2 separate regions of the Mus musculus genome follow, and region 1 is linked to region 2. Evidence: chromatin contacts called from ENCODE Hi-C or POLR2A ChIA-PET data. All regions are on one chromosome and are shown on one strand. The core of a region is the stretch at or near the end of the contact, and the rest is flanking DNA. Distances in the headings are between cores, read along the strand shown. Region 1 holds the start of 9330151L19Rik (RIKEN cDNA 9330151L19 gene). Region 2 holds the start of Rps29 (ribosomal protein S29).

The links. Hi-C counts contacts between places; a loop is a spot of excess contacts on that map. ChIA-PET counts read pairs that join two places held with the same protein, here RNA polymerase II (POLR2A).
Region 1: a loop to region 2 is called in a map of left cerebral cortex, with 7 times the contacts of the local background. The contact joins the promoter of 9330151L19Rik here to the promoter of Rps29 in region 2. A Hi-C loop is called at or near these places in 2 of 37 maps with a recorded cell type or tissue (heart and left cerebral cortex). POLR2A ChIA-PET finds 5 or more read pairs at or near these places in 4 of 5 experiments (Patski and embryonic stem cell).

Annotation. Positions count from the first base shown.
Region 1 is chr12:69,195,765-69,198,597 of GRCm38, reverse strand. 9330151L19Rik (RIKEN cDNA 9330151L19 gene) reads right to left here and starts at 1,387. Exons shown (of 2, transcript NR_033222.1): 1 at 983-1,387; 2 at 1-870. It overlaps Dnaaf2 (dynein, axonemal assembly factor 2), which reads left to right and starts at 169. Exons shown (of 3, transcript NM_027269.4): 1 at 169-2,106. The coding sequence starts at 313.
Region 2 is chr12:69,157,681-69,160,801 of GRCm38, reverse strand. Rps29 (ribosomal protein S29) reads left to right here and starts at 1,616. Exons shown (of 3, transcript NM_009093.2): 1 at 1,616-1,805; 2 at 2,042-2,141; 3 at 2,981-3,080. The coding sequence starts at 1,744. The coding sequence ends at 2,989. It also overlaps Rn7s1.

The DNA.
Region 1 (2,833 bases), core at 138-2,637, 38 kb before region 2:
AAGATGAGGACAGTTACCACAATAGACTGCAAAGTACACGTATCCTGACACAGTAATTTAAAACCTGTAGCAGGTAGTGTCTGCTTGGTTTGAAGTAACAGTGGAGCCTATTTCTAGCATTTCTACCAGATCGCTGCCCCTCCTCCCAGGCGTTACTATGGCAACAAAGCACGCGCTGCCCGGCCTTGACAATCCAGCCGTTACCTTCTTGGACTGGTCAGTTCTCCATGAGCCAGACTCTGAAGCGCATCCTAGACACTCAATTCACCCTGATCCTTCACTGGGTCTGGGCATTGGGCCGTGTGGGTCACCATGGCCAAGGCGGCGGCCTCCTCAGCGCTGGAGGACTTGGATCTGAGCAGAGAGGAGGTGCAGCGGTTCACCTCCGCCTTTCAGGACCCAGAGTTCCGCCGAATGTTCTCCGAGTACGCCGCGGAGATCACGGACCCCGAGAACCGGAGGCGCTACGAGGAGGAGATCACAGCCCTGGAGCGGGAGCGTGGGGTGGATGTGCGGTTCGTGCACCCTGAGCCGGGCCATGTGCTGCGTACCAGCCTGGACGGGGAGCACCGCTGCTACGTGAACGTGTGCAGCAACTCACTGGTAGGCGTACCTAGCAGCCGGCCCGGCCCGGGGCGCGGCGGCACGGCAGCTGGCAGCCACTGGTCCCTGCCCTATAGCCTGGCTCCCGGCCGCCAGTATGCCGGCCGCAACGGCGCCCGCTACACCGTCTACGACGTGGTCTTCCACCCCGAAGCGCTGGCGCTGGCCCGGAGCCACGAGCGCTTCCGCGAAATGCTGGACGCCACGGCCCTGGAGGCGGTGGAGCAGCAGTTCGGCGTCAGGCTGGACCGCAGGAACGCCAAGACCCTGAAGATCAAGTACAAGGGGATGCCCGAGGCCGCAGTGCTCCGCACGCCCCTACCCGGGGGCGTCCCGGCCCAGCCCGAGGGGGAGCCACCAGGGCTTTTCCCGGACCCACCATATCCATACCGCTACCCCGCGGCAGCGGCGGCGAACACTGCCCGCTCGCCCGCGTCCCCCGCTCCCGAGGCCGTGCAGCGCCCAGAGCCCACGGAGCCGCGCTGCTCCGTGGTGCAGCGCCACCACGTAGACCTCCAGGATTACCGCTGCTCGCGCGACGCGGCCCCGAGCACCGTGCCGCACGAGCTGGTGGTCACCATCGAGCTGCCGCTGCTGCGCTCGGTCGAGCGGGCGGAGCTGGAGGTGAAGGGGAAGCTGCTGTGCCTGGACTCGAGAAACCCCGACTACCGGCTGCGGCTCTCGCTGCCGTACCCGGTGGACGACGGCCGCGGCAAGGCACAGTACAACAAGGCGCGGCGGCAGCTGGTGGTCACGCTGCCGGTGGCGCTGGCCGACGCGCGCCAGGAACCCCCGGCCGCGACACCGGAAGAGCCCGCGGAGGAGACCGGAACTGACGACGTAGCCCGCACTTCCGCGGGCGATTTTGCAGCGGCGCGGGAAGAGTCTGCAGATGGAACCGGAGCTGACCACGGGGAGAAGAGCGGTGTGGGAGCCCCAGACCCCGGGGCTGCACACGCTGAAGGGGAGCTCGTTCCCGAACCGGAGCAGGACTTCGGAGGGGACTCGGTGGCACCTCTAGACCTCGGGAAAGGGACTTCTCCTGGGGACCGAAGCCTCCCTTACTCTGCTTTCCCGGGCGGCGACACCGAATCCCTGTGCGGAGACCCCGGTGTCCAGACGAATGAGGAGCAGGAGAGGACCCGCCACGACACCGCGGGCTCAGCCATGGGTGACCCCGGAACCGAGAGCATCGCACCCGTGTGCCCTCCTTTACAGTGTAATCAGGACGAAGACTCCTTGACTTTGCTCATCCAAGTGCCTGGGATTCTGCCACAAACTCTTCACGGACATCTAAGCCCCGTCGGTTACGAATTGTGCTTCTCTACACAAGACTCGGGTTATTCCTGCACTTTGCAGTTTGCTCCAGAGAATAAGTTGAGTACCAGAGAACCCGAGACTAGCGTTTCTTTAAATAATGCAGTCATAGTACTGGCAAAATCTCCAGAGAGCCACGGACTTTGGCGAGAGTGGTATTGTGGCTTGAACAAGGAGTCTTTGGAGGTAACCGTTCTCACTATTTGAAATACTCTATCTTACTTTAAACATTTTTTGTTACAGGCACATAAACAAATATTTTCTATCTATTCATACGATGACAGTGCAGGCTAAGCTCATTCTCAAAGAGAAGATTGCACGTATTCTATCCTAAGGATGCTCTTAAGCCTTCACGGTTGACCCGTATTACACCTGTTTACTCGGGGTCCACCGACTAGAAAACCAGTGGATTTTAGTGACTTCTCTCTAGACTTCTGGAAATGTATGCAAGAAATTGAGGGTTCAGTCTCTCCTGAGAAAAAGGTTATAACTATAGTTAGTAAGATCTTGTCTCAAAAAAACAAGTGTGTGTGTGGATTGGGCACTTGGTAATTTTGTTTGAGGTTTATATCAAAGTTATATGTAAACTGCAACAGTGAAGAGGCTAAGGTGTAGTTCGGTGGCAGAGTGTTGGCCTGCAGCCTCCCAGAAAGTCAAGTTGTCACAGACAACAATAGCTTTGTAGACTGTTCAACCCTGAGCTCTGAGCTCCAGCCTGCCAAAACAGTTCACTTCTTCTAGATGTTTTTCTAAATCACAGTGGGATTAAGGCATATTTGAAGACTTAAGTAGATTTATTATAATTATACCATTAATTATTATCACCTGTGATGGGGCTAATGGGATCATAAAACCCGTTCTTTTATTTTATACTATACTGTATCAAGCCCCAAGTATCGGACATAATGATGCG
Region 2 (3,121 bases), core at 367-2,866:
TCTTCCAGAAGGCCTGGCTAGCCAGGAAGGGCATGGCTACCTGTTTTGGCAAAGCAGTGATCCCAGTAATAGTAACAGGTACTGATTGATGAGAGGAAAAATAAGGCACCAGTGAGCTGTGTCCTTCAGCAGCGTTATCTTCTTACTCTGTCTAGCAACAGTACCCTCCTGTGTTCTCCCGTTTGTTTAGTTGTATTACATGTTGTCAAAGCAAGACAGAGAGATAGATCAACAACAACAACAGAACTGGAATTGAAAAGGTGAGGGAATCGCGGTGTGTGTGTTTGTTTATGTGTATATGTGTGTGTGTATTTGTATATGTGTATATGTGTGTGTGTGTTTGTGTAAAACACTAGATTTGAAGACTGACAACAGACATTAAATTATATCTGGTCTTTAAATCTGTGACTCTTTCATTATGAAATAATTGGGTAAGGATTGTCTACCAAAATTTTGAAGTAGCATACTTTAAAGTTTTTTTTAAAGTTTCTATTAAAAGTCTTCTACAAAAGGCTTTTTTTCTTAATTTTACTCTGCTACATTCTAGATTTAGTTAAAGCTTTTATTTCAGGGGGCAGGGCTTTGTGCAATTTTAGGTTTTATTTTTATTTTATATATTTTTTATTTTTTATAAATTTGTCTTTTGAAGTTTGTCGTTACTTGTTTTGCTATTAAATTATCTGATGAAAACAACTTTTATTTTATATTACTTTTCTTCATATTCATCCACTTAGCCTGCGTTTGGTGGCACAAGCAAGCCCATTATTAGAGGCTGAGACATTAGGATAGGGAGTGTGAGTCTATTATGGGCAAAATGAGAGTCTTGGGCCAGTCTTGTCTACACAAAAACAAATGAAAAGTAAATGTAGGCGATTATATTTAGGTATCAAGGGTGGTATACTCACATATACGTAAGACCCTATTTTCCATCCATGGAATGATGTGGATTTCTTTTTGGAGTATATGAGGTCAAAAGATTTAATAAGAGGCCCCTATCGTTGACTCTTACTCATTACACTTGATTTAAGTTGTCATATAATTTCACGCCAGTAGGTGTCAGTAGTGAGTAAAGGAAAAAAAAAATCACGTTTGTAAGCGAACGTTTGTGTTAAGACAATGTAAAAAATTAAGGTTGAAATGTATTATATGAGAAAAGGGTGAATTAAAAAGAAAGTGAGAATAATGTTAATATTATTAAGTGTCCAAAAAGAGACGGGGTCTCGCTATGTTGCCCAGGCTGGAGTGCAGTGGCTATTCACAGGCGCGATCCCACTACTGATCAGCACGGGAGTTTTGACCTGCTCCGTTTCCGACCTGGGCCGGTTCACCCCTCCTTAGGCAACCTGGTGGTCCCCCGCTCCCGGGAGGTCACCATATTGATGCCGAACTTAGTGCGGACACCCGATCGGCATAGCGCACTACAGCCCAGAACTCCTGGACTCAAGCGATCCTCCTGTCTCAGCCTCCCGAGTAGCTGGGACTACAGGCGTGCGCCACCGCGCCCGGCGAGCGCTGAGAGCGACGGGGAGATACTAGAGCTGCGGCGGGCCGTGACGTCACTCACTGTGCCCGCCCAGCCAGCCTTAGAAATGTCACTCAGAGCACGCGGACCAATGTTGTCGCACGGCGTACGCGTCACGTCTTAGCGTTGTATTCTGGGTAGCGTGTAGCTCCAAAAAACTTTGAAGAGCGCCTGCGCGAGCCGACTCGTTCCTTTCTCCTCGTTGGGCGTCTGAAGGCAAGATGGGTCACCAGCAGCTCTACTGGAGTCACCCACGGAAGTTCGGCCAGGGTTCCCGCTCTTGGTGAGGAGCGGGTTGTGGAGACCGCGGTTAGAGGGAAGGGCCATTGTTGGTGACTGGGTGTCGGAAATTCAAGGCCCGCGGGCGGCGCGCAGGGCGTTCGGTGCTGCCGTCGCCATTACGGGCTTAGCTAGGCCGGGCCGGGCGGGCCCTGCTGCGGGTGGTGGGGAAGCTGAGGAGTGCTGTACCTTACTGTGGCGGCTCCATTAAGGCCATCTCCTTGTCCTTCCTCCTCCCAGCCGCGTCTGCTCCAACCGCCACGGTCTGATCCGCAAATACGGGCTGAACATGTGCCGCCAGTGCTTCCGGCAGTACGCGAAGGACATAGGCTTCATTAAGGTACGCGCGGTTGGTCGCTGCCGTCCACGATGCACACAGCGGAGGGTTTTAAGAGTTCCAGAAGGGAAGGGTGAAGGGTTTAATGCCTGGTCAGATTTAGGTGTCAGGTGGGTAGGAGGTGGTGCAGTTTCTACATAGTAACTGAATATTCCTAACCCAATACGTGTCTTAAATTTCTGGCCCAGGATGTTTGATCATACTGGGAAGAGCTCTAGACTTCACACACCGAAACCTAAGTGAATCTAGTGAACACACTGCTATGTTTTAGCCAGGGTTTTGGCTTTTTATTTGTTCTAAGGTTGATGTCTCAAAAGTCTCCTTTTTTGGTCAAAACCACTGTATATATATTTCATCTGCTTTTTATTTGTACCAATTTTTTTAAAAAGTATTTTAACCGGGTTTCTCCGTAGCCCTGGCTGTCCTGGAACACAGATTCTCTGCTGGGATTAAAGGTGTGCATCACACCCAGCTGCGGGACCAGTTTTAAATAAACTTGTGTTTAATGGGCCTGCATGGTATTTGACACTGCTGAGGTGCAGCAGAGAGTTTTAAGCTCAGACTTACATTATTGATGAAATAGTTACTGTAAGCCTAGCCTTACAGTTTAGAGACTTGAATGACTCAAGTGTGTCAGGATCGGTCCCTCCTCCGTCTGGTCTAGGTTTTTTCGGGTTAAGATGAACTGCAGAAACGGGCTATTTAGTAACTCCGGAGTACATGACATGGTTAATGTAATTTTGTGTGGTCTTGTATCGGGGAATAACTAGGGGGAACCAGTGGAAATAAATGCCAGAATCACAGTCTAAGTAATAGACTCCGTTTTGTTTTTTTCTTTTCAGTTGGACTAAGCGACCTTGAATGGATTCGACTGACTACTACCAAGTGGAACCGATCATGCTAGTCTTTGTACACAAAGAATAAAAATGTGAAGAACTTTAATTCCTGTGTGTGTGTTTTGTTTAGAAAAGGGAAGCAAAAAT